Linked DNA regions of Homo sapiens: region 2 is linked to region 1. A link is an interaction called in ENCODE POLR2A ChIA-PET data of the cell type or tissue named here. Cell type or tissue: OCI-LY7. All regions are shown on one strand. Each heading gives the region's core, and the rest is flanking DNA. Links, peaks and the distances in the headings are about the cores only.

Region 1 (12,331 bases), core at 2,913-7,912:
TCCTCCCTTCAGCTTTTCTCCCTGGCAGACAGCAGAACTCCCAGGATTTGCCTGGGCCCGTTGCATCAGGGAAAGCTTTTCAAATACCAGCAGATAAAACCTTTCTGCAGCCAGCACTTGTCTTGGCCTGGAGGGGAGCAAACCTGCCCCGTCCTGCACCACTGCCACCCCAGTGTAACCAAAGGTAAAATTCTAAGCCGCCCTCCCGACACAACCATCTGAATGAACTTCCTCCTCAGTCAGGGCTCTTAAAACTTAACCTGAGAGACTGTTTCAGGCCATAATGGAAGTGGGGTTCGAACATGCCTCATCAAACCTCTCCAGCACCAACAGTGACACAGACTTTAAGGCTGATAAAAAACATTTTGCAACTTATTCTCTCTGAAGCCTGCTAGCTAAAAGCTTCATCTGCATGGTAAAACTTTGGTCTCCACAACCTCTTATCTTACAGACATTCCTTTCTGTTTAATCCCAGGTCTTTAGACAAATTCAAACAATTATCAACCAGAAAGTGTCTAAATTTACCTATAGCCTGGAAGAACCCTCCCCCACCTTTGAATCGTCCCGCCTTTCTAGACCAAAACAATGTATTTCTTAAATGTGTTTGATTGATGTCTCATGCCTCCTTAAAATGTAGAAAAGCAAGCTGTACCCTTGGGCACATGTTCTCAGAACCCCCTGAGGGCTGTGTCATAGGCCGTAGTCACTCATACTTGGCTCAGAATAAATCTCTAAAAATATTTTACAGTTTGACTCTTTTCATCAACACCAGCACCACATTATCCCAGGAGGAAAAGCAGACGCGTGACAGAGTCAGAGAGCAGGCATAGAGTGCTGTGGCAGTCAGCCAGTGCCCACATCAACACCAAGGAGAGTCCTGCGGGTGCTGTGCAAGGCCGGGGTAAGTCAGTCCTGGTTGGGCACAGAGGCCTTGGGGCCGGGAGGAATCACTGATGCGCCACATTCAGGAAAAGCCTAGAGCAGAGCTTCTCGAACTTAAATGTGAGCTTGAACCACCAGGGATGTGGCCAAAATGCAGGTTCTGATTCAGCAGGTCTGGAGTGAAGTGGATTTTGCATTTTTCTAACCAGCTCCCAGGTGATGGGGCTGTTGCTGGTTTCCAGACCAACGGGGGCTGGAGGATGGTCTGGTTCCAGGGCCACCCAAGGGTGTGGCCGATGCTCACATGGTGTGGCTGCCCCCATAGGGCTGCTGGCTTCCAAAGCGTGTTTCTCAAGATCCTGGGTGAGATGCAAGATATGTTATCTGGATCTGGTGCCTGATGTAGTACCAGAGTCCGTGATGTGCTGGAACATGTTCAACAGGCTGGGATGGTGGGCCCGGGGCTGATTTATAGTGTGAGCTGATTTGTGTAATGTTTCTGATGCCAGTGGGCTAGAGGAGGTCCCCAAACGCCAGTGGGACCTTAACCGCAGGCAGTGTCCAGGCTTTTGACACCTTTGCCAGAAGGAATTCAAGGACAAGTCAGAAAATAGTGAAAGTACAGAGATTTATTGCAAAGCAAAAGGTACACACTCAAGAAAGGAGAGTTCGGGCCTACTCAAGAGAGAGTTGCACCCAGCAGGGTTGGGAGCTTCCACCTTTATGGGTTTCTTTAACCAAGGGGTGGGATATTTATGAAGATTCCTGGAAAAAGGTGAGGGTTTCTCAAAATTGTGGTGTTACCTGTTTTTATGCCAAATATGGATGTCCCAGGAACTGTCATGGCACTGGTGGATGTGGGTTTAGTATTATTATTATTTTTTTTTTTTTGAGACGGAGTCTCGCTGTCGCCCAGGCTGGAGTGCAGTGGCGCTATCTCGGCTCACTGCAATCTCCGCCTCCCAGGTTCACGCCATGCTCCTGCCTCAGCCTCCCGCGTAGCTGGGACTACAGGCGCCCGCCACCTTGCCCGGCTAATTTTTTGTATTTTTAGTAGAGACGGGGTTTCACCGTGTTAGCCAGGATGGTCTCGATCTCCTGACCTCGTGATCCGCCCGCCTCGGCCTCCCAAAGTGCTGGGATTACAGGCGTGAGCCACCGTGCCTGGCCGGGTTTAGTATGTGTTGTTTGTTTGTTTCTTTGTTTTGATATGGAGTTTCACTCTTGTTGCCCAGGCTGGAGTGCAATGGTGCAATCTCGGCTCACTGCAACCTCCACCTCCTGGGTTCAAGTGATTCTTCTGCCTCAGCCTCCCGAGTAGCTGGGATTACAGGCATGTGCCACCATGCCCTGCTAATTTTTTTGTATTATTAGCAGAGATGGGGTTTCACCATTTTGGCCAGGCCGGTCTTGAACTCCTGACCTCGGGTGATCTGCCCACCTCAACCTCCCAAAGTGCTGGGATTACAGGCATGAGCCACCGAACCCCGCAGGGTTTAGTATGTTAATGAGCACATAATGAGGTCCTACGTGAAACCTAGGTCAAATCCAGCGCTATGTTGATTCCAGTCGGCCTTAGCCAGCTTGGCCCACATCCTGTTTTTCAGGGCCCCTACTTCTGCAGCTATTTCAACAGTTTCCTTTTGCTAGTCATGCAAAACTGCTGCCTGGAATTTTCTATTCTCCTGCGACCACCCTGTATTATTCCTGTCTCATTTTCACCATGGCTGATTTCAAACCACTGTGGAGAAAAATGTGCACTTTCGTGGAAAATTGCATTGCTTCAAGCATACTCTTCCCGAATCAGCAGGGCCCTGCCCTTGCGTTGCCTTTGAGCTTACAGTTCTGTAAGTTGTAGATAAATGATGTCCCAGCAAAGTAGTTGTCTTTAAAACAATTTTTTTGAGACAGAGTCTTGCGGTGTTACCCAGGCTAGTATTGATTTCTTTTTTTTATTGGGGTGAAATTTACATAACATGAAATCAACAATTTGAAAGTGAACAATTTGGCAGCATTCACAGGGTTGCACAATTAATGAATAACTTCATCTATTTCTTCACCCCAAAAGGAAAAGGTGCCTATTAGCTGTCACTGCTCATTCCCCCTGCCCCCAGCCCCTGGCAGCCACCAATCTGCATTTTTTTTTTTTTTTGTCCTGTTTGCAGTACCATACATGATCATCGAACTGCTGCTAGAATGCCCACAGCTGTTACTGCAAATTCAAAACCCAGGAAAGACTTCTGGGAATTTACTTTAGGTCAGGGTTGGGCTGCCTGGTGCAAGATTGCACCCACAACTGGGCAGGTTCAAAAACATAGGAGCCTTTCCCCAGACCATCAATCTGCATTCTCTATGGATTTATCTATTCTGTATCTTTCACATAAATGGAATTGTACAATATGCAACCTTTTTCTGTCTGGCTTCTTTCACTCAGCATGTTTTTGAAGCTCATGTAGCACGTATGAGTACTTCTGTTTTTTTTTTAGAGACAGGGTCTCCCTATGTTGCCAAGGCTAGACTTGAACTCTGGGACTCAAGCAATCCTCCGACCTCAGCCTCCTGGGGAGCTGGGACTACAGGCATGCACCCCTGTGCCTGGCTCATTTCTTCTTATAGCTGTATAGTATTCCATTGTGTATGTGCCACAATTTGCCTATCTGTTCATCCACTGATGGACATTTTGGCTGTTTCCCCCTTTTGGCTATGTAAATACTGCTGCTACGAACATATGTGTACATGTATTCGCTTGAGTACATGTTTTTCATTCTTTTTGGGTATATATCCAGGAGTAGAATTGCTAGGTCATATGGTAATTCTATGTTTAACTTTTTGAGGAACCACCAAACTGTTTTTTCCTCAGTAGCTGAACCATTTTACATTCCCATCGGCAAGGTACAAGTGTTCTAATTTCTCCACATTCTAAACAACATTCGTTTTATTTTATTTTTTTTGAGACAGAGTCTTGCTCTGTCTCCCAGGCTGGGGTGCAGTGGTGCAATCTCAGCTCACTGCAACCTCCACCTCCTGGGTTCAAGCAATTCTCGTGCCTTGGCCTCCCAAGTAGCTGGGATTACAGGTGTGCACCAACACACCTGACTAATTTTTGTATTTTTAGTAGAGGTGGGGTTTTGCCATGTTGTTCAGGCTGGTCTTGAACTCCTGGGCTAAAACGATCCACCCACCTCAGCTCCCCAAAGTGCTGGAATTATAGATGTGAGCCACCTCACCTGACCACCAACACTAGTTAATTTCCCTTTTTTTTTAAGTATGATAGCCATCCTAATGTGTGAAGTGATACCTCATTTTGTTTTTGATTTGCATTTCTCTAGTGAGTAATGATGCCAAGTATCTTTTCATGTGCTTCTTGGTCATTTGCATATCTTCTTTGGAGAAAATAATCTATTCAAGTGTTTTGCGCATTTTGAATTTGGTTGTTTGTCTTTTGTTGTTGAGTTGTAAGAGTTCTTTATATATTCTGGATACCAGACCCTTATAAGATATACGATTTGCAAAAATTTTTCTTCTAGTCTCTTGTCTTTTTACTTTTTTTTTTTTTTTTTTTTTAAGAGAAGGAGTCTACCTCCATTGCCCAGGCTGGACTTGAACTCCTGATCTCTCCTGCCTCAGCTTCCCAAGTCGCTGGGAATATAGGCACATGCCACTGTACCCAGCTCATCTTTTTACTTTCTTGATAATGTCTTTTGAGGCACAAAAGTGTGGGTTTTGTTTTGGTCGTGTTTTTTTTTTTTGGGGTTTTTTTTTTTTTTTTTTCTGAAACAAGGTCTCATGCTGTTTCCCGGCCTGGAGTGCAGTGGTATGATCACAGCTCACTCCAGCCCTGACCAGTCAGGCTCAAGTGATCCTCCCACCTCAGCCTCTTGAGTAGCTGGGAACAAGGGCATGTGCCACCACCCTCAGCTAATTTTTTTTGTTTGTTTATTTGTTTTTAGTATTTTTTGTAGAGATGATGTTTCACCACATTGTCCAGGCCAGTCTTAACTCCTGAGCTCGAGTGATTTGCCTACCTCAGCCTCTGAGGTGCTGAGTTTGCAGGCGTGAGCAACCTCACCCACCACTTTTTCATTTTGATGAGGTTATTGGCAACCTGAAATAATTGAAAGGATCAGAATCCAGTTTAAAGGAGTTTATTCAAGGCCAGGCGGAGTGACTCACACCTATCGCCCCAGGCGAGAGGGATTAAAGGTCCCATAAGCACATTCCTTTAAGACTCAAAATAATTCCAGTTTCCAACAGCTTTGATTTTGAATTATTTGTTTTCACATTATATATAAGCTGGCTCCTGCACATCACTGGATATTATTTATGGCCTGCCTGGTCTCATTTTCTGTGGTCAAAGAGAGTGGTCTCATTAGGAAAGAACTTGAATAGACATTTCTCCAAAGATGTACAGACGGCCAACACGAATGTGAAAAGATGCTCAACGTCACTCATCATTAGGGAAATGCAAATCAAAACCACAATGAGAGCTCACCTCACACCTGTTAGGATGGCTACTACCAAAAACAACGATAACAGCAACCACAGCCCAGAAAATAACAAGTGCTGGTGAGGATGTGGAGAAATTGAAACTCTTATATACTGTTGGTGAGAACGTAAAATGGCGTAGCTACTGTGGAAAACAGAACGGTAATTCCTAAAAAAAATTAAAAATAGAATTATCATGTGATCCAGTGATCCCACTTCTGGGTATATATCCAAAATAATTGAAAACGGGGGCTCAGCGAGATACTTGTACACCCATGCGCATAGCTGCATTTCTCACAATTGCCAAAGGTATTAATAGAAGCAACCCAAGTAACCTGACAGATAAATGGGTAAACCAGATGTGGTGTGTGCACAGTGGAGTATGATCCAGCCTCAGAGAGCAAGGCAATCTTGTTCCATGTTACAGCATGAAGGACTCATGAAGACATGCTCTAAGTCTTCGGAAATCAGTTACAAAAAAGCAAATACTGCATGATCCTACTTACATGAGGTATTGTGAGTGCCCAAATTCGTAGAAGCAGAAAAGTAGAATGGTGGTTGCCAGGGACTTTGGGGAGGGAAAATGGGGAGTAGTTGTTTAATGGGGACGGAGTTTCAGTTTTGCAAGATGAAAAGGTTCTGGAGATCTGTTTCATAACAATGTGAATATACTTACCACAACTCAACTGGTACATTTATTTAAAAATGTACAGTTAAAATGATAAGTTTTATGTTATGATGTTTTTAAAAAGAGGGATATCGGCTGGGCGTGGTGGCTCACGCCTGTAATCCCAGCACTTTGGGAGGCCAAGGTGGGCAGATCACCTGAGGTCGGGAGTTTGAGATCAGCCTGGCCAACATGGTGAAACCCCGTCTCTACTAAAAATTCAAAAAATTAGCTAAGCATGGTGGCTCACGTCTGTAATCCCAGCTATTTGGGAGGCTGAGGCAGGAGAATCACTTGAGCCTAGGAGGCAAATGTTGCAGGGAGCCAAGATCACGCCACTGTACTCCAGCCTGGGTGACAGAATGAGACTCTGTCTCAACAAAATAAAGAAATAAATCAAAAATAAAAAGAGGAGTGTCTATCCAGGGTAATGTGTAACCGACAGAAGCCCCTTGGGTCCTGAAGAGCCTCTGCTGCTCCGGCTTTCACGTCTTCTGCCTGTGCTTCTCCAGGAGCACGCCCTTCCTGTGCACGTGCACTCTCTGATAGGCGAGGTCAAATTCTGTTCTTGGTGAGAAAACACATAGGCACCTTGTCATGTCTCTGAAGTTTACACCCCAGGCATATCAGAGCGTGATCAACAATCTCTCTGCCTCGGGGACATCTAGTAGGAGCTTGGAAGGGAGCTCAAGTGAGGACAGAATACAGAACTGGCTCCTGAAGGAAGATAAACTTGGAAGGCGCACGTTTTCTGGACCCTCCCTGCAGACTTGGGTTCCGGCGGCCAGGTGGCATGCCCAAGGTGGGGTGTGGCTTTTCACAGAAGAGGAAGAGGGAGACACCGCGCGTGGGCACTGGGGTTGGGAGGTCCTGTGTCAACCGACTGGATGCACTCCTCTCCCTTCCCCAGACGAGATACACTGCCTGTGCCAAAAGCAAAGCAAGGGCACTGTGGGGTGGTCAGGTCCACTCTGAATCTGTTAATGATTCCTTCCTTATCTAAATCTGGAATGTGGGAAAAGAAAAACAGCTGAGCAGTGTGAGCCCTGTGAGGTTCGCAAAATTTATTAGGCCCAGAGAGACGTGAGTGGGAACTTGAGTCACTTCCCCACCCATGTCCAGGGCAGCTATTTGACGACACTTTGTTCCTGATAGCTGCCTCACCCATTTTCTTCAGGGTTTTGGAATTCATGGTACAAAGAACAATGTAGTGTGGATCTACAGTTTACATGGTTTTGATGTAAATTCTTGGTAAAGAACTGTCTCTTCTTTAAATGAAATGTTTTTCAATAGTTTTTGGGGATACAAGTGGTTCTTGGTTACATGGATAAATTCGTTAGTGGTAATTTCTGGGATTTGGGTGCACCCATCACCCAAGCGCTGTACACTGTACCCAATACAAAGTCTTCTCTCCCTTTCCCGCCTCCTGTCAGAGGCATTGGAACCAGAGCGACTCCATCTTGAATAGGGACCGAGTAAAGTGAGGCTGAGACCTACTGGGCTGCATTCCCAGGAGGTTTAGGCATTCTTAGTCACAGGATGAAATAAGAAGTCAGCACAAGGTCACAAAAACCTTGCTGATGAAAGGATGTGGTAAAGAAGCCACAAAAACCCACCGAAACCAAGATGGTGATGGAAGTGACCTCTGGTTGTCCTCACTGTCATTATATGCTAATTATAATACATTAGCATGCTAAGAGACATTCCCACCAGTGCCATGACAATTTACAAATGCCATGGCAACCTCAGGAAGTTACCCTATATGGCCTAAAAGCGGGAGGAGCCCTCAGCTCCGGGGAACTGTCCACCCCTTTCCCAGAAAACTAGTGGATAATCCTCCCCTTGTTTAGCAAAGAACAAGAACTAATTATAAATATAATCAGTTGAGCAGCCCAGGCCACTGCTCTGCCTGTGGAGTAGCCTTTTTTTTATTTCTTTACTTTCTTAATAAACTTGCTTTCACCTTACTCTATGGACTCACCCTGAATTCTTTCTCACACAAAGTCCAAGAACCTTCTCTTGGGGTCTGGATCAGGACCAACACTCCCATTGCCCCTCCCTCCCTCCTGTCCTTCCTTCCTTCCTTCCTTCTTCCCCTTCTTTCCCTCCCTCCCTCCCTCTCTCCCTCCCTCCCTCTCTCCCTGTTTCACCCTTGTTGCCCAGGCTGGAGTGCAATGGAATGATCTCGGCTCACTGCAACCAGGTTCAAATGATTCTCCCGCCTCAGCCTCCCGAGTAGCTGGAATTACAGGTGCCTGCCACCAAGCCCAGCTAATTTTTTTCTTTTTTTTTTTGTATTTTTAGTGGAGATGGGGTTTCACTATGTTGGCCAGGCTGGTCTTGAACTCCTGACCTCAGGCGATCCACCTGCCTCAGCCTCCCAAAGTGCTGGGATTACAGGCGTGAGCCACTGCGTCCAGACTTTTCTGGGGGTTTTTTTTTTGTTTTTTTGTGTTCTTTTTTTTTTGCTTTTTTTTTTTTTGAGACAGGTTTTGACTCTGTTGCCCAGGCAGGAGTGCAGTGGCGCTATCTCAGTTCACTGCAACCTCCACCTCCCAGGCTCAAGCAATCCTTCCACTCTAGCCTCCCAAGTGGCTGGGACTACAGGCATGCAGCACCATGCCTGGCTAATTTTTGTATTTTTGTAGAGACGGTATCTTACCATTTTGGCCAGACTAGTCTTGAACTCCTGAGCTCAAGCGATCTGCCTGCCTCAGCCTCCCAAAGTGCTGGGATTATAGGCATGGGCCACCATGTCCAGCCTTCCTTTTTTCTTTTAAAAACCCACTTGTAAGGCTTGGCATGGTGGCTCATGCCTATAATCCCAGCACTTTGGGAGGCTGAGGCGAGCGGATCACGAGGTCAGGAGTTCGAGACCAGCCTGGCCAACATGGTGAAACCCTATCTCTACTAAAAATACAAAATTAGCCATGCGTGGTGGCAGGCGCCTGTAATCCCAGCTACTAGGGAGGCTGAGGCAGAAGAATCGCTTGAACCCGGGAGACGGAGGTTGCAGTGAGCCGAGATCACGCCACTGCATTCCAGTCTGGGCAACAAGAGTGAGACTGCATCTCAAAAAAAAAAACAAAAAAAACACCACACTTGTAACTATTGCTGATAGGAACATAAATTCAGGGCAACTTGAATCTATGCTCCTGGGTTGCAGTCCTCAAACTTGGCCCAAATAAACTCTCTACTTGTATGGATTTCACCTCAGTTTTTTCCTTTAGATTAATAAATGGGTGTGGCCAAGAGCCATTTCCTCTCCCCATCAATCAAGCAAGCCAAATATAGACACCACCTTGATAGCAACCCCGTTTTGTGCATCAAAGGCACATATAGGCATTTCTGCTATCATGTGATATACCTGTTCCTAAAGAACATGACATTCTGCCAAGTGGCACATCAAAATAACAGGGCTTAAGGGGAGAAATGACTGGCAAGGACCACTTGAATCCTATGCGGTTTTACAATCTGAACACAAACAAGTATAAATGCAGTCTTGATAAGCACAGCAGCTAGGGCAGATCTCCATCGCCTGGGGGAACTTCTGCTTTCTCTTCTCAGATTAGGGTCTTTGGGCCTTTCACTCCTAGTAGAGCTGTTTCATCAAAATTGAAAATCCGGCCAGGTGCAGTGGCTCACGCCTGTAATCCCAGCACTTTGGGAGGCCGAGGCGGTCAGATCATTTGAGGTCAGGAGTTCTAGAACAGCCTGGCCAACATGGCGAAACCCCGCCTCTACTAAAAATACAAAAATTAGCCAGGCGTAGTGGCGTGCGTCTGTAATTCCAGTTACTCGGGAGGCTGAGGCAAGAGAATCGCTTGAATCTGGGAGGTGGAGGTTGCAGTGAGCTGAGATTGTGCCACTGCACCCCAGCCTGGGCAACACTGTGAGACTCCGTCTCAAAAAAAAAAAAATGCCGGGCGCGGTGGCTCACGCCTGTAATCCCAGCACTTTGGGAGGCCGAGGTGGGTGGATCACCTCAGGTCAGGAGTTCGAGACCAGCTTGACCAACATGGTGAAACCCCGTTTCTACTAAAAATACAAAAATTAGCTGGGCATGGTGGCAGGTGCCTGTAATCCCAACTACTTGGGAGGTTGAGGCAGGAGAATCACTTGAACTTGGGAGGCCGAGGTTACAGTGAGTTGAGATCATGCCATTGCACTCCAGCCTGGGGGACAAGAGTGAGACTTCGTCTCAAAAAAAAAAAATTGAAAATCCAATGCAGGCTATAATCAATTAAAACAAACAAATTACATATGAAAATATCTTCAACTGTCCTGCTAACTCCACCATTTAGTTTAAGATTATTGAAAGGGTCACAGGGGAGTGACAACTGTCTGGGCCAGTGGCACGGGAGTAAAAGAATTTACCAAGACAGTTGTAGGTAGAGAAAGATAGATTTATTAGAGAAAGTAGGAAAATATGTTGCAAGGAGGCAACGGGCGGTATCAGCAGAAGAGGAGCGGACTGCAAGGAAACAGGCTTGCTGGAGATTTTATAGGATGGCTCTTGGGATGTTGGATTACGCCACGGCTGCAGGAGCTAACCTGCCTTCTTCTGTCAACCGGGATGTTTGATAAATTGAGGTGTTTGATGTGAAACGGGAAGTCTGTGAGTTATGTGTGTTATTTGCTCAGGAGGGCTACACTTCCTGGGACATAAACACAGACAGACCTATAACTCATCTGCTTCCTCTTTGTTTATCTGTTGTGGACCATGAAGAGAGGCAGATTTATAGCTTATTTGCTTTCTCTTTTGCTTTCCCCTGGTGCTGCCAACCTGACTCCTTTTCCCTAATTAGGACTCCACAGAAAGCTTGGAAAGCACTTCTTTTTTTTTTTGTTTTGTTTTTTGAGATGGGATCTCACTCTGTTGCTCAAGCCGAGTTCTGTGGCTCAGTCACATCTCACTGCAGCCTGAAGTTCCTGGCTCAAGCAATTCTTCTGCCTCAGCCTCTCAAGTAGCTGGGACTATAGGTGCACACCACCACACCCAGATAATTTTTGATTATTTGTAGAGATAAGGTCTCACTGTGTTGCCCAGGCTGGTCTCGAACTCCTGGGCTCAAGCGATCCTCCTGCCTCAGCCTCCCAAAATGCTGGGATTACAGGAGAAAGCGCTTCTTGAAATCACAAAACCAGCCCAGAGCCCTGCAGAATTTTCAGCGTTTTCTCTTTAAGGTCTTCATATGTTGTGTAAAGGAAAATAAAAAACTCAGGACCCCAATTCACTCTGCCAAAAAGGAAAAACAAAATTAAGCTGAAAGCTGAGTCATGCAAGGAGCTGTCTTTCCTTATGTTCCTAAGCAGACAGCGACAGATAAAAGGTTAAGTATCCCCACAAGTAGCTACTCTGTGTTCACCTCACTTTATGTAAAGTGCTGATTTACTGAGCAAGAGACAGACATGTAATTGCTGATTCCTCTACTTGTACCTTTTCTCTTGTAACATGTAGGTTACCATACTCTCCCTCTTTCCCCTCCAGCCAGCTTTTCTTTAAATATCGACGCCCTCAAAATCATCTTTGGAGAAAGGCACAGACCACAGACTATTTCTGAGATTCTGCTTTTTTCTTCTGGGCATGTCCTTAACCTTGGCAAAATAGACTTCTAAATTGATTGAGACCTGTCTCAGATACTTTTTGGTTTACAGTTGCTAAGCCTTGCTCTTTCATTGAGAGAATGCTTGCCCCCCTCCGCTCCACCACCACCTCAAACTATTATATGAACATGCTGCTAAGAACACAAACACAATTTCTGCATTCTACTGACGTATTTTTTTTTTTTTAATTTTTGGAGATGGAGTTTTGCGCTGTCACCCAGGCTGAAGTGCAGTGGTTTGATCTCAGCCCACTGCAACCTCCACTACCTGGGTTCAAGCGATTCTCCCGCCTTAGCCTCCTGAGTAGGTGGGGTTACGGGCTCCCGCCACCAAGCCTGGCTAATTCTTGTATTTTTAATAGAGACCGGGTTTCACCATGTTGGCCAGTCTGGTCTTGAATTCCTGTAATCCGCCTGCCTTGGCCTCCCAAAGTGCTGGGATTACAGGCGTGAGCCACCGCGCCCGGCCAGCATTCTCTTGTTTACCATCTGCAAATGAACTAACTAACTCACAGTACAGAAGCATGTACTGAGTGAGGCAGAAGAGACTCCACCATTTGCACCACCAGGGGCTTTGGTAGAATATCTTCCTGTTTTCTGTCCTAACAGATTTTCAGGCATCCATTTAATAGTTCTACCAGTGAGAAACGGTTTCAGCTGCAAGTGACAGAAAACAAAATGAAGTATTTTT
Region 2 (12,331 bases), core at 3,589-8,588, 120 kb before region 1:
CTGAGTCAGTTGCTCACAGGAGTAAATTTTTAGGAATAATTTTTTAAATTGCTGTTTGAATTCTTTTTTTTTTTAAAGATTGGGTTTCTTTCTCATGTTGGTTTTATGTTTGCACCTTGTATTTTAATTAAGCTACAAAGAGTATAAGTTTGTGGAGAAGATTTTGGTGGAGGTTTTACGATTAAAAAAAAAAACTACTCCATTGCAGTCCCGCTGCAGTCCCAGAAACCTGGTTTAACTGCAGAGGCTCTCACGGTACAGCCTGCTTCTCCTCTTTACCCTTGCCAGAGTCTGAGCGTCTGGTTCCCACCTGTCTGACTTCTCCAAGCCCCCCATCCCCATCTCCTTGCCCACCTACCCTCTGCGAAGGACCCCGGTAAGTTGGCTGATGTCGGTGACAGTGGGGTTTGAAGGAGAATTTGGACACTGCAGCTTTAAGAATGCCGTACTGCGAAATCTTTCTCCTTCAAGTGACTGCAGACCGCAGCAGCGGCAGAGGCAGCAGCGGCAGAGGCAGCAGCAGAAGGAGTCAGCTGGAGGAGGAGGAGGAGGAGGAGGAGGAGGAGGAGGAGGAAGGAGAGGAGGAGGGAAGGAGGGAAGGAGGGAGGGAAGGGGATGCAGCCCATTCTCAGGTCAGCTTGTTGGGTACCTCGGACCAGGGAGTGCTCAGCCCTGGGCAAATCCAAAGCACAATCAGGACGCTGACTTTGGGCTAGTTTCCCTCTCCCACATGCTGGGGGCGGAGACCCCGTGGACTTACTGATGAGTTGAGGCTTATTCCTTGCCTCAGTCGCGTGCCATCCTGCCGCGTGTGTTTGCGTCTGGTTAGCTGGCTCTCTCAGCCATGTGGAATTGGGCCGGAGAATGCGGGTCTGGTCTCTGTTGTGATCTTTCTCCAGCTTGGCTTGAAACCTGGGAACACTGACGCAGCCTTCATGGTCTTGTTCACTGGGGATGGAGGTTTTCTTCTTCCGGATTTACTGAGATGAGCTCTGGAGGGAAACTCGAATAGAATGATTAGTGGCCGCCGGGGCAGAGGCTGTAGCATTTAAGAAGGGGATGGACTGCTTCTGTGTTGGTAGCAGGTGTTGAATGATGGGAGCATTGGGTGCCAGGCAGAAGAGGAGGGGTCTCCATAAGGGGCTCGTCTAGATGGGACTGCACAAAAGCAGCAGGAAGCACACTTGGGACAGTGGCTCTTTCTGGGGAAGTACATAAGCAGCCTGAGACATGTGAGCTATGGTCTCTGGGACCCAGACTCCTATGCACCCAGCCAAAGGGCCTCCCCAAAGTCATTTGCTGCCTCAGTAGGTGCCGGCTGGAGGAGCTCCCAGGCTGGCACTGCTGAAGTGGCATTCCCTGACACGCAGAGCTCAGATCAGGTCTGCATGGGGGGCGACATTATACAGTGCCAACAGTGGCATCTGCCCAGGTGGTCCTGGGCACTGGAGGGCTGAGCTCCTTGTGATCCCTCCCAAAGCAAAAGGGTATCTTTTTACAAAGAAATTTTAGATCTCACCATAAATCACTCAAAGGATGTGCAGCAAACCTCTCAGATATAAGTTATCCAGGCAAGCCCCTGAAACAGCAGCTGGGCTTTTGGGAACGGCTGAGGCTGGTGGAGCCACATGACCCCTGTGGGTCCCTGCATTGTGTTCTGGTTCTCGCTATAGACAGGAGCCTGAATTGAAAGCTCGTGCTTAGAGAACCTGCCTGTACCGTGGCAGGAAGCTGCTGGCGTTGAAGCTCCCTGGGGCATGCAATGTGCTCATACCAAACACCTCAGTCATTTGGGGAAATTTGGGCTCATAGACAAATGTTTAATGAAGTCTTAGACCAAATCATCGCCTGGACTAGAAAAGCACTCTGCAGGCTGAACACAATTCCCTCCCCCAGAATTAGGAGCGACTTTCTACTGGCTGCTTTCGAAGTGCCCGTTCCCTCCTTGCAGCCCTGTCTCTTGCTCCATTTTAAAATACATTCCCTGTATATTGAAAACCATCTCTCCTTCTGTCCATCAATCTGCAGCAACTTAAATTTTCCAGACTAACGTGCTTGGCCACGAACGATTTTGAGCCCAGCACACCGAAACGAGTCATTGGGGTCCCACGCACTAGGGTCTTTTGAAGTCAGCATGGCAGGATGCTAAGGATGGAGACTCACCTGTGCAGCAGGCTGAACCGTAACCCATCCCAGCCTCTGACTCCCAACCCTGGAAGCTGCGAGGACCAGCTGTTTGTCTCTGGACTTTTTAGTTTGCCCTCATCCATGGGATGGAGGTATCTGTGACCTCTCCACCCGGGAGAGGGAGAGAACAGACCTGGCCTGCCCAGACACACTTTTCTCTTCTGGTGTCTCCCTTCCCAGCCTGGATGACAAACGAGTGTCCTTCCTGCCTGGAATTAGCCAAGGGAGAGGCCTGCTGGTTGAGGGCTGCAGAGCAAATGCCACTGTTGGCCCCCAGCACTCTGTCCCTGCCCACTGGTCTCTGGTTCCCTACGGGGAGGTCAAGGGAGACAGGAACTTCACAAATGGGTCCCGGGGAAGAGCAGATGACTCCAGTGGGGCTTGTGAAAGGAACTACACAGGATGAAATGAACAAGGGATGGCCGCCCTGGCCTCTACGGTCTTCATATGGCCAGAGGCCTCCTTCCCTCAGGCAGGCACTGTCTGGGCCAAAGCCACCACGGGGTGTTTGGGAAGAGGAGGTGCCAGCCGCTGAGGTGACATGAGACCCTCAGGGATGGGCAGGTGATGGAGGGATCTTAGCCTGGGACACCTTCATCTCTCAGGGAGCAGAACAGGGAAGCTGGCTGCTAAGTAGCTAGTAAGACAGGAGCGGACCTCGGACGGTGGGGGTTGCATTTCCCAGGCAGCAAATCCACTGCAGTGAATGAAATGATGCCCACCACACCACCCAGTCACCCCCATGTCAGATCCACTAGCTTTGGGGTTGCCCTTGTCCCTGCCCACGTGTCAAATCCCCACGGCCTTGTCTGTGACCCCACAGTAACATCTAGGGGGTTCCCCGGGCCTGGGTTGGGCTTGAAAGAGAATTCTGTCTTTCCATTCCCCCCAGGCCTCAGAGCAGGGTGCATTACAGCCCATCATCGTGGAGGGGAAAAAATGAGGCTAGAGTTGGTTTCAGAATTAGATGGGGGTGCATGACTAGAGGGTGATACAGAGGGGCGTACGTTTCGGACACCCTGTCCATGTCGTGGGCCAGGCTCTCCGGGACACCTCCCAATGCACCAGTGCTGACTCAGGGGTATTTCTCCGCTTGCTGCGCTCCCACCCTTTGCAACTGCCCCAGCCTTGGCCAGCCCAGCCCTTGCAGCCAGCTTCTCCCGGTCTCCTTGCGCAGGGGCAGTTAGAACCCAAGCTGCAGCAGGCCCTCCCCCGCCCTCCCCGCCCGCCTGCCCGCCTGCCCGCCGCCCGGGCCAAGTCAGCAGTGCTGAGCGCTGCGGGGCTGCAGCAGCAGCCGGCGATGCGGAGACCCTGCACCACTGCTCCGGGCGGCGCTCGCGTCCCGACGGCCACCTCCTGGCGGCTGCGCGCAGCCGGCGCCGAGATCCAGACGGACGCACGGTGCTGATTGGTGCAGTGAGTGAGTCTCCGGCTTTATTTAGACCACCGTTTCTTGACGACTGTACTTCATTGGAGTTGAGGGCTCGGAGCAGCAGGCAGCCTTCCCCGTGGGAAGGATGACAAATGGGGAGTGCTGCTTCTAGGTGCTCGTACCAACTGGCTTCGTGCGTCCTGGGATGGGCGGTGTTCACAGGCGCTTCGGGGCTGAGCGCCCACCAAGTGTGGCGCGCGCTTTTGGGAAACTCCGTGGAAGACCAGGACGGACCCCTGGAGGGTTAGGAAGACTTTGAGACCAGCCAGGGGAAGCCGTGTCCCGGGCCCTGACTGTGGATCTCCTACTCTGAACCACGGACTCCAGTTTGGAAGGCCAGGCTGCCTTTCGGATTGGGGGGTAAGGAAGGGATCCCCAGCTCAGGCAGCCTTTTGGGCTAGGGCAAGGGGACCTCTGGAACCACATTTTTGAATGCTCCCACCCATGATTTCTGGGACAGCTACTGGAGACAAATAGAGGCTCGAAGGTGTCGGGAGAAAGGCTGTGTTCCTGATGTCATGTAGTTGAACTTGGATGTGGAGGAAGTCCAGCTTCCCCTGCAGAGTAAAACCAAGCCAGCGAATGTGGGTGGGGGCCAGCAGCTGCCGACCCTCCTGGGTGATGTGATGGGCTTAGGTGGTAGGAGCCAGGGGCCTGGGGCCAGAGAGGGCAGCCCTAAGGGGGTCTAGACAGCACCTTCTGCCCAGAATGGCAGCCTTTGGTACAAGTCTTTATTTATGCCAGTGGCATGAAAATGTCGCCCGATGAATCCCCAGGGGCCCGTTCTTGGCAAAAGCCCTGTCTCCCAGCAAGATGGGAAGTGATGTCACATTGCACTCTCCAGCCCGCTCTTCTGGGGTTGTTCGAGTTGTGAGATGGTTCGGTGACTGATGCCTCTCATTGTCCCAGACCTTGTGCTTCCCCTGGGAGACCCTCCACCCTGGTGGTTGCTTTTTCCTGTCCCCATGCTTTAGCTTGAGCATCTCCACCGTGGAGGCTGCCCTTGGAGGCTGCACTGTGCTGGGAGGAGAGGGAGACTGGAGAGGGAGAGGAGGAGGAGATGGCAGGGGCAGTGGGGCCCTCAGAGCTGGTGCAGTACTGTGCTGATGTCATCACTTTTGGGGGCCTGCTGAGGCCTGTGGCTGCTCCAGAATCGACACCAGGAGCCTCTTGCTCAGCCTGGGACAGGCACAGCATTGCGGCTGCCAGTCTCCCTGACAAGGACAAGACCTGCACCTTCCAGGCAGAGCCAACTGGCCAGCTGAGGTCCTGCGACTCCTGCAGGGATGAAGGTATAAGGAAAAGGTGAGGGCCACGAGAACCGGCAATGGGACGCTGGCGGGGCTCACCTGGCAAATTGGCAGCACCAGACTCCGGAAGAGAGGGAGCAGAAGGGAGGCAGGCCGGGGACTGCAGAGAAAGGCGCCAAGGCACTGGCAAGATCCTAGCGCCTCAGATCCTGACCGTGGCACCTCCCCACCGACCATTTTCACTTTTCACCCAATGCAGTCGGTAGTTTGCTCTGCGCTTCTCATTCTCAGCAGTTCTGATTAAAGATCAGATCCCATTTTCCTTTTATGCCTTTAAACTTTAAGCCTGGCCACCCAAGACAAATGCTCTATTCAAAGCTGGAAGATACTTAGAAATCATCTGTTACAAGTCCCCAAGCTCAGCGATGAGGACAGTGAGGCCCAGAGATTAACCGACTTTCCCAAGGACACAGGAAGCTCAGGGCAGACCTGGGATTCCCTGGGACATGTGGGACACGGATGAGATCATCAGCGCTCAACCCATCAGGCATCCTGACTCAGATGCAGTAGGACAAGGTAAGGAAACTGGGGGCTGGGAGTTGACAGAGACCTGGCGCCCTGAGAACCATGGGAGGAACCAACGGCAGCAGGCAGTGTGCCTGGGCACTGAACGCTGCCTTCGAGTCGGTCTGCAGCACCTCTGATTGACAACTGTCACTGGGCAAAGTGCCAGGGGGAGAAAACATTCGGCTTCTTTTATGGTTCCTCTTCTTTTCGATTCTGGAAAATCAGGGGGCACTTGAGCCCGGCGGCTGCCTGTTAGGTTATGAGCGCTGTAATTTAGGCTTCCTCCATCAGAGGGCTCCCGACGACACGGGAAGGAAACCGAGCTGCTTCCCATGGGGCGCAGTGGTTTGCAGAATGGGGTTTTTCATTTTATTCGATCCCACGGGTTCAGGCAGAAAAGTTTTTCATTATTAGACTCATAGAAACAGAAAGTTCGCCGTTCGGCATTTGTGTCATCTCCTAGGTCATCCCACATTCCATTTTCACAATACAGAGTGTGCGCTGTGGCTTCTGCTGCTGGCTCTCATTTCTTAGGGTAGGCCTGATTAGTCATGTGTGCATCTGTTATCTGAGGAAATGTAGCAATTTTCCCAGGAGGGGCCGGCCATCCTTCAACAGGGGGGCTAAGGAGAGGTGACGGCGGCCCACCAGCAACGATGAACTCAGCATTCTGATCCAGCTGCAAGATCTTGAAGCCAACCTTGGGTTTCAAGTCAGGCCTGGCGCCCACGTCTTGCCTGGGGAATGCTACTGATTGGCAGCACGAACCCAGACAGGAGCCCTCATGGATCAGCCACTGCGGCTGGGTCGCATCCTTCCCCCTCCAGCCTTTCCCTTTGGGATCTATCTCTGTGTCCTTGTTCGGGACTTGCTGTTCACAGTCTCAGTGCACTTTTGTGTCCAGTGAGTTCCCTCTTTTCTCTCAAATGGTTCCACTTGTATAATGCATACTAATGACCTTCAGCTACTCAGAGATGAATTGCTGCGGTTATCCAGAAGACAGCCCATTTTCTTGTACCAGGAGATGACCTCTCTTCTGCATGGTAAAATAGAGATCACACGGTGTCACACTAGAGGGTGGTGCTCTGGCTTAGGCAAGCATGAGACTGTGCTGTCAGCATCCGCGTGTGCGCAGCAAACTTGTCGGGAAAATGCTGCAGAGCCGGAAAGCTGCCAGGTCCTTCATGGAGATTTAGGTGGTGTCTCGGTCAACTTGACAGAGGTGGAGAAAGTTAGCTGAGAAATTTCACCAGGGTCATCTCAAATGGGGCCAATAGGCAAAATAGAGGGTTTTTTTTGACCCTCTGATGATGTAAAATTATATCTCCCAAATAATAATTTTTTTTTTTTGAGACAGGGTCTTGCTCTGTCACCCAGGCTAGAGTGCAGTGGTGTGATCTCAGCTCATTGTAGCCTCAACCTCCTGGGCTCAAGCAATCCTCTCATCTCAGCCTTCAGAGTAGCTGGGACTACAGGCGCCCACCACCGCCCCAGGCTATGTTTCTGTACTTTTTGTAGAGACGGGGTTTTGCCATACTGCTCAGTCTGGTCTTGAACTCCTGGGCTCAAGCGATCCGTCTGCCTCGGCCTCCCAAAGTGCCATCATACCTAGCCAAAGAATTATTTTTCTTTTTTTTTCTCTTTCTTTTTTCCTTTCCTTTACTTCTTTTTTTTTTTTTTTTTTTTTTGAAACAGGGTCTCAATCTGTCACCCAGGAGTGCAGTGGTGTGATCTTGGCTCACTGCAACCTCCGCCTCCTGGGTTCAATCAATTCTCTTGCCTCAGCCACCTGAGTAACTGGGACTGCAGGTGTGCATCTCTATGCCTGGCTAATTTTTTTATTTTTTAGTAGAGACCAGGTTTCACCATGTTGGCCAGGCTAGTCTCAAACTCCTGGCCTCAAGTGATCTGCCTGCCTCAGCCTCCCAAAGTGCTGGGATTACAGGCGTCAGCAACCGTGCCTGGCTCAAAGAATTCTTGATAGCACCTTCTTGATAATTCAGTTCAAGCCAACAATAATTTACTGGGCATTCACTGACATAAGAATCAGAGCCTGAACCAGGCATGGCGGCTCTCACCTGTAATCTCAACTACTTGGGAGGCCGAAGCAGGAGGATCACTTGGGCCCAGGAGTTCAAGACCAGCCTGGGCAACATAGCGAGACCTCATCTCAACAAAAATAAATAAATATGTTTAAAAAAAGAATCAGAGCTGTAAGTGTGTACAAAAAGTATAAAGTATGCCTGCCTTTAAAAATCATGGCTGGACATGGTGGCTTACGTCTGTAATCCCAGCACTTTGGGAGGCTGGAGTGGGAAGATTGCTTGAGGCCAGAAGTTGGAGACCAGCCTGGACAACATAGCAAGACCCCATTTAAATAAAATAATAATAACAGAAATTTTTAAAGAAAGAATAAAAAAGCATTTTACTATAGGGGTGGCAAGAAGGTGGCAAAGCACTAAGATCCAGGGGACCACTTTTCGGTGACAGAGTTGATGGTTCAGTTTGTGCCTTTTTCTCCTTCCCCTTTGATCCAAATCAAGAATGAAACTTTGACCTAAGGTAAAGAATGAAACTCAGACATTTTGCCAGCTTGCCAGATCACTTGTATTTAGAAGCATTGCTAGTTGACCTGTCCAATCCTGGGTCTCAGATTCCTATTGCAGGGCTTATGTCAATATCTGTCACTTACAGCCGGGCATGGTGACTCATGTCTGTAATCCCAATACTTTGGGAGGCCGAGGTGGGTGGATTGCTTGAGCTCTTCTGAGCTCGTAGTGAGCAGCCTGAGCCACATAGTGAGACTCCATTTCTACCAAAATTAGCTGGGTATGCTGACATGCACCTGTCGTCCCAGCTACTTGGGAGGCTGAGGTAGGAGGCTAGCTTGAGCCAGGGAGGTGGAGGTTGCAGAGAGCCGAGATCATGCCACTGCATTCCAGCCTGGGCAACCTGACCCTTCTGAGACAGAACCAGACTCTGTCTCAAAAAAAATAATATCTATCTATCTATCTATCTATCTATCTATCTATCTATCTATCTATCATATATATCTGTCACTTGTTTTCTTGGGGGTGTGTTGCTTCAGGGTCTGTCTGCTGGAGGTGGGGCATTTAGCTGTGCTTTGTGTTCAAAGGGGCATTCAGATATGTTTATATCATTACTAGTAAATGGCACAATTATATTGTGTTGCAGTGTGTGTGTGTGAAAGCATTCTATTTTTAAATTTTAAATGTTTTAAAGCATGCATTTTTCTAACCTGTTATTTCTTCCTGTTGCAAAATCCCAGGTCCCCTAAAACATGGTGGTGGCCTGTGTGTCTCACGTTCTCTCAGAGACCCTGCCTTGCCCTATGCAAGCCATCGCCACTTCGTGGTCTGAAGGTCACCTTGCCTTGTAGCCCAAATGTTGTAAATAGTCTGCTCAAGGTCTGAGAGACATCAGGTTTCCTTCTGTGTAATAAATGTGCTTATTTCACAATAGGGAATGCATCAGGCATAAGTATTTTTTTAAATACAAATTTGGCTTTTCTTCAAAACGAGAGGGCTAAGATAGGGCTGGCTCACGATAAAATTGTGAAATGGGCTGAGTTTGTCTTTGGTGCTCCTCTGCTGTCCTCACTCCACTACCCTCCCAGGATCCCTCATAGGCTCAAAGGGGCCCCAGGTGGCCAAGAAGCCTCTGTATAGCACCTTCACTCAGCCTGGTGGCCTGAGAGCCTTGTTTGTGTTGTATCTGGCCCACGTCTGTCTTCTCCCTTCAACATTTGCAAAGCATGTTGGGGATCCGGTGCACATAACATCTCTCTCTGTTAAGGCACAAGGTCTCTCAGGCATTTCCTGGGGTCTGCAACACTTTTAACTCAAAGGAGGGGGTTCCTGCCAGAGAGAGAAGGTTGGCGAGGGGCAGGCACTGTGTTTCAGCAGACCTGCCACGTGCCCCACAAACTGCCTTGATGTGCACCTGGACCTAGAACTGGTTTAGTTTTCATACCGCTTTGCCACTTGGCTTCTTTAGGTCCCCAGAGGCCAGAAGTCGCTGCCTTCCCAAGAGATTCCTTCAAGGCAGTTGGGAGAGACACAGCTCCAGGGAAGCAGCTCTGTGAGTGCCCTTCCCTCTTCCAGCCAGGACTCTGGGTGCTGTCAACATGCAGTTTTCTGAGGGCTGTTCTGAGCTTTCTTCCTATTTATAGAAAGACATGGGTGATGCTGAGTGCACAGCTTACTACAGTGAAAGGAGTGATGGCTGCAAACATGTACAAAAATGTGGCCATGTCTGTCAGAAGGATCGAGGGCTTAGTGCCGGTGTGGCAAGGTAGAGAAGGGGTTCCGCTAAGGACAGTGACCTGCACCTCCCATGGGCGCTACCCCGCGGTCCTCATGTTGGAAGTATTTATATGTCCTAGGATCTGGGTGCTTTTCTTTTTTCTTTTTCCTTTTCTTTTTTTTTTTTTGAGATGGAGTTTCACTCTAGTGCCCAGGCTGGAGTGCAGTGGTGCAATCTCTGCTCATTGCAACCTCTGCCTCCCAGTTCAAGCAATTCTCTCACCTCAGCCTCCCGAGTAGCTGGGATTACAGGTGCCTGCCACCACGCCTGGCTAATTTTTGTATTTTTAGTAGAGATGGGGTTTGACCATGTTGGCCAGGCTGGTGTCAAACTCCTGACCTCAAGTGATGCGCCTGCCTCGGCCTCCCTAAGTGCTGGGATTACAGGTGTGAGCCACCACGCATGCCCGGCCATGGGTGCTTTTTCTTTCTCTTTCTCTTGATCTCTGCCATCCTTTAGTGTAGATTGACCTTAGATGGGCAGTCCATTCCACCAATGACTGTGATTCTTTAACAAGAATTCTGTTTATTGAGGGTTCCACTGATGCCAGCATTTCTACAGCCTTCTCCATGCCAGGACCTCAAAGCCCAGGCAAGGAATTCTATTCAGCCCACCTTTCAGTGGGTGACCCTTTCTCCTATAGACCAATTCCTATACCCTGCTGGCATGGATTCCTTTTTCTTTTTTTTCTTTCTCTTTCTTTCTTATTAATAGACTTATGTGGTTATCTGCATGAGAAATGAAGTGCTTATGTTAACATTTTCTGAATTGGGAGGGGATGGTTACTGTTCCCCTCCATGGGCCTTTGTCTCTAAGAGATGAGCACTTCCTTAGTACCGCTCCCGCTGATGTTTCCCTGGGGGCCCAGGATGGATACAGCCTTAGGTTCCGTGTCCTGTTGCTGTTACTGATGGCCGCAACTAATGACGGATGGCCACCTCTCCCGCCCTAGTCTGTTTCATTCCTTTGGCTTCAGGGAGGGGAAGAGTTGCCTTCTTCGCAACTCCTTGTACGTAGGAACAAGAAGCCAAAGTAGTGGGCCCAGGAGGGAGGAGAGCCAGGCTTCTGGAGACGGGAACCAGGCCTTCTGAACCCACGGGGGCTCCACAGCTGTTGCTTCTGAATGCTCAGGCATCTGATCTGCCGTTGTTATCTGATAGGTTCATTTGCCCGATGTGCCGCGAGCCAGTATACTGAGACATCTGGAACCGCAGCAGAGAAAGAGTTTAAATCATAGGGCAGCCACATGAGAAGTTGGGGGGAAACCTCAAATCTGCCTCCTGAGGAGTTTGGGTTCAGGGATTTTAAGGGGTTTGGAGTGGGCCAAGCTGTGGGGATCATTGACTGGTCGAAGGGTGCAGGGTGAAGTTAGAGTGGGGGAACCTTTCAGGTGGAAGATAAGATGAGCACAGGCAGAGGCGGGGTAGCCAGTACTGGTTTCTTGTTCGTAAATGTTTCTGTAGCACTTACCAGGTGGTAGACTGTTTTGGATGCTGAGATCCAGCAGTGGACAAAACTAAGCCATGCCCACATGCAGCTTCCATTCTAGTGGTTGCTGGGGGAGACAGACAATAAACGGATGGGCAGAATTCTGTTCTGATGGTAAATATGTGGACAGGCAGGAAAGCAAGTGAGCAGGTGGGGCTGATCTGAAAAGGCCTTGTCAATCGGCAGGTATTTGATCAGGGAACAGGAGGAAAGGGGGAACAAGTCACGTGGGCATCTAGGGGAGAAGCAGTCCTGGTCGGGAACCGCAAATGAAAAGGTCCTGATGTAGGACCAGGCCTGGAGCGTTCCAAGATCAGCAAGGAGGCGGGAACAGAGTGAGACGGCTCCTGGATGCCACATGGAAGATGGACTTTGGGAAGCAAGGGCCCTGGGAAACCAGCTAGGAGGCCAGGACAATCATCCAGGCAAAAGAATGATCATGAGCCAGGTGTGATGGCTCACACCTGTAATCCCAGCACTTTGGGAGGCCGAGGTGAGCAGATCACTTAAGTCCAGGAGTTTGAGACCAGCCTGGGAAACATAGCGAAATCCTGTCTCTAAAAAAATTAGCTGGTCATGGTGGCATGCAATTAACTACTCAGGAGGCTGAGATGGGAGGATCGCTTAAGCTCTGGAAGAGGAGGTTGCAGATAGCTTGAGCTCTGGAGGCGGAGCTGAGATTGCACTACTGCACTCCAGCCTGGGCAACAGAGTGAGACCCTGTGTCAAGAAAGAGAACAATAGTAGCTTGGACAAGAGTAGAAGCGATGAATGTGATGAGAAAAAAACAGAGAAGTGTTTGGATCCTGAGTGTATTTTACAGATGGAGGCAGCAGGCTTTGCTGATGGATTGGATGTAGGCTAAGTCAGGAGCCAAGAATGGCCTGCAAGGTTTTTGGCCAGGCACTAGAAGGTTGGAGTTGGTACCTATGGAGATGGGGAAGACTTCAGAGGAGCAGTCTGGGTAGGCAGGATGCAATCAAGACTTTTGTTTTGGAAACACAACTTTGGAGATTCCTACCACACATCTATAGGACTTGGAATTGGCAGTTGGCTATGAGAGTCTGGAGGTGAGAGAAGT

The links. ChIA-PET counts read pairs that join two places held together with the same protein. Peaks named below come from ENCODE experiments on the same cell type or tissue, not always from the same donor. Only the 100,000 strongest peaks of a DNase experiment are listed, where the experiment ranks them.
Region 2: POLR2A ChIA-PET joins it to region 1 with 20 read pairs; 2 of 35 experiments call an interaction of 5 or more read pairs at or near these places.

Annotation. Positions count from the first base shown.
Region 1 is chr1:9,073,584-9,085,914 of GRCh38, reverse strand. It overlaps a transcript of SLC2A5 not described here and LOC124900441. Among named protein-coding and RNA genes, the nearest start is that of SLC2A5, 10 kb to the right of the region's middle. RefSeq lists an enhancer at 9,534-9,623. In OCI-LY7, for the core only: no CTCF peak of the experiment used is centred there; DNase peaks (open chromatin) are centred at 5,374, 5,724, 6,584, 7,644 and 3 weaker places; H3K4me3 peaks cover 4,753 bases; H3K27ac peaks cover 5,000 bases.
Region 2 is chr1:9,190,026-9,202,356 of GRCh38, reverse strand. LNCTAM34A (long non coding transcriptional activator of miR34a) reads right to left here. Exons shown (of 3, transcript NR_132738.1): 3 at 10,271-10,964. Among named protein-coding and RNA genes, the nearest start is that of MIR34AHG, 14 kb to the right of the region's middle. RefSeq lists an enhancer at 3,810-4,330. In OCI-LY7, for the core only: CTCF peaks have their summits at 5,526 and 5,729 (motif pointing right); a DNase peak (open chromatin) is centred at 5,716.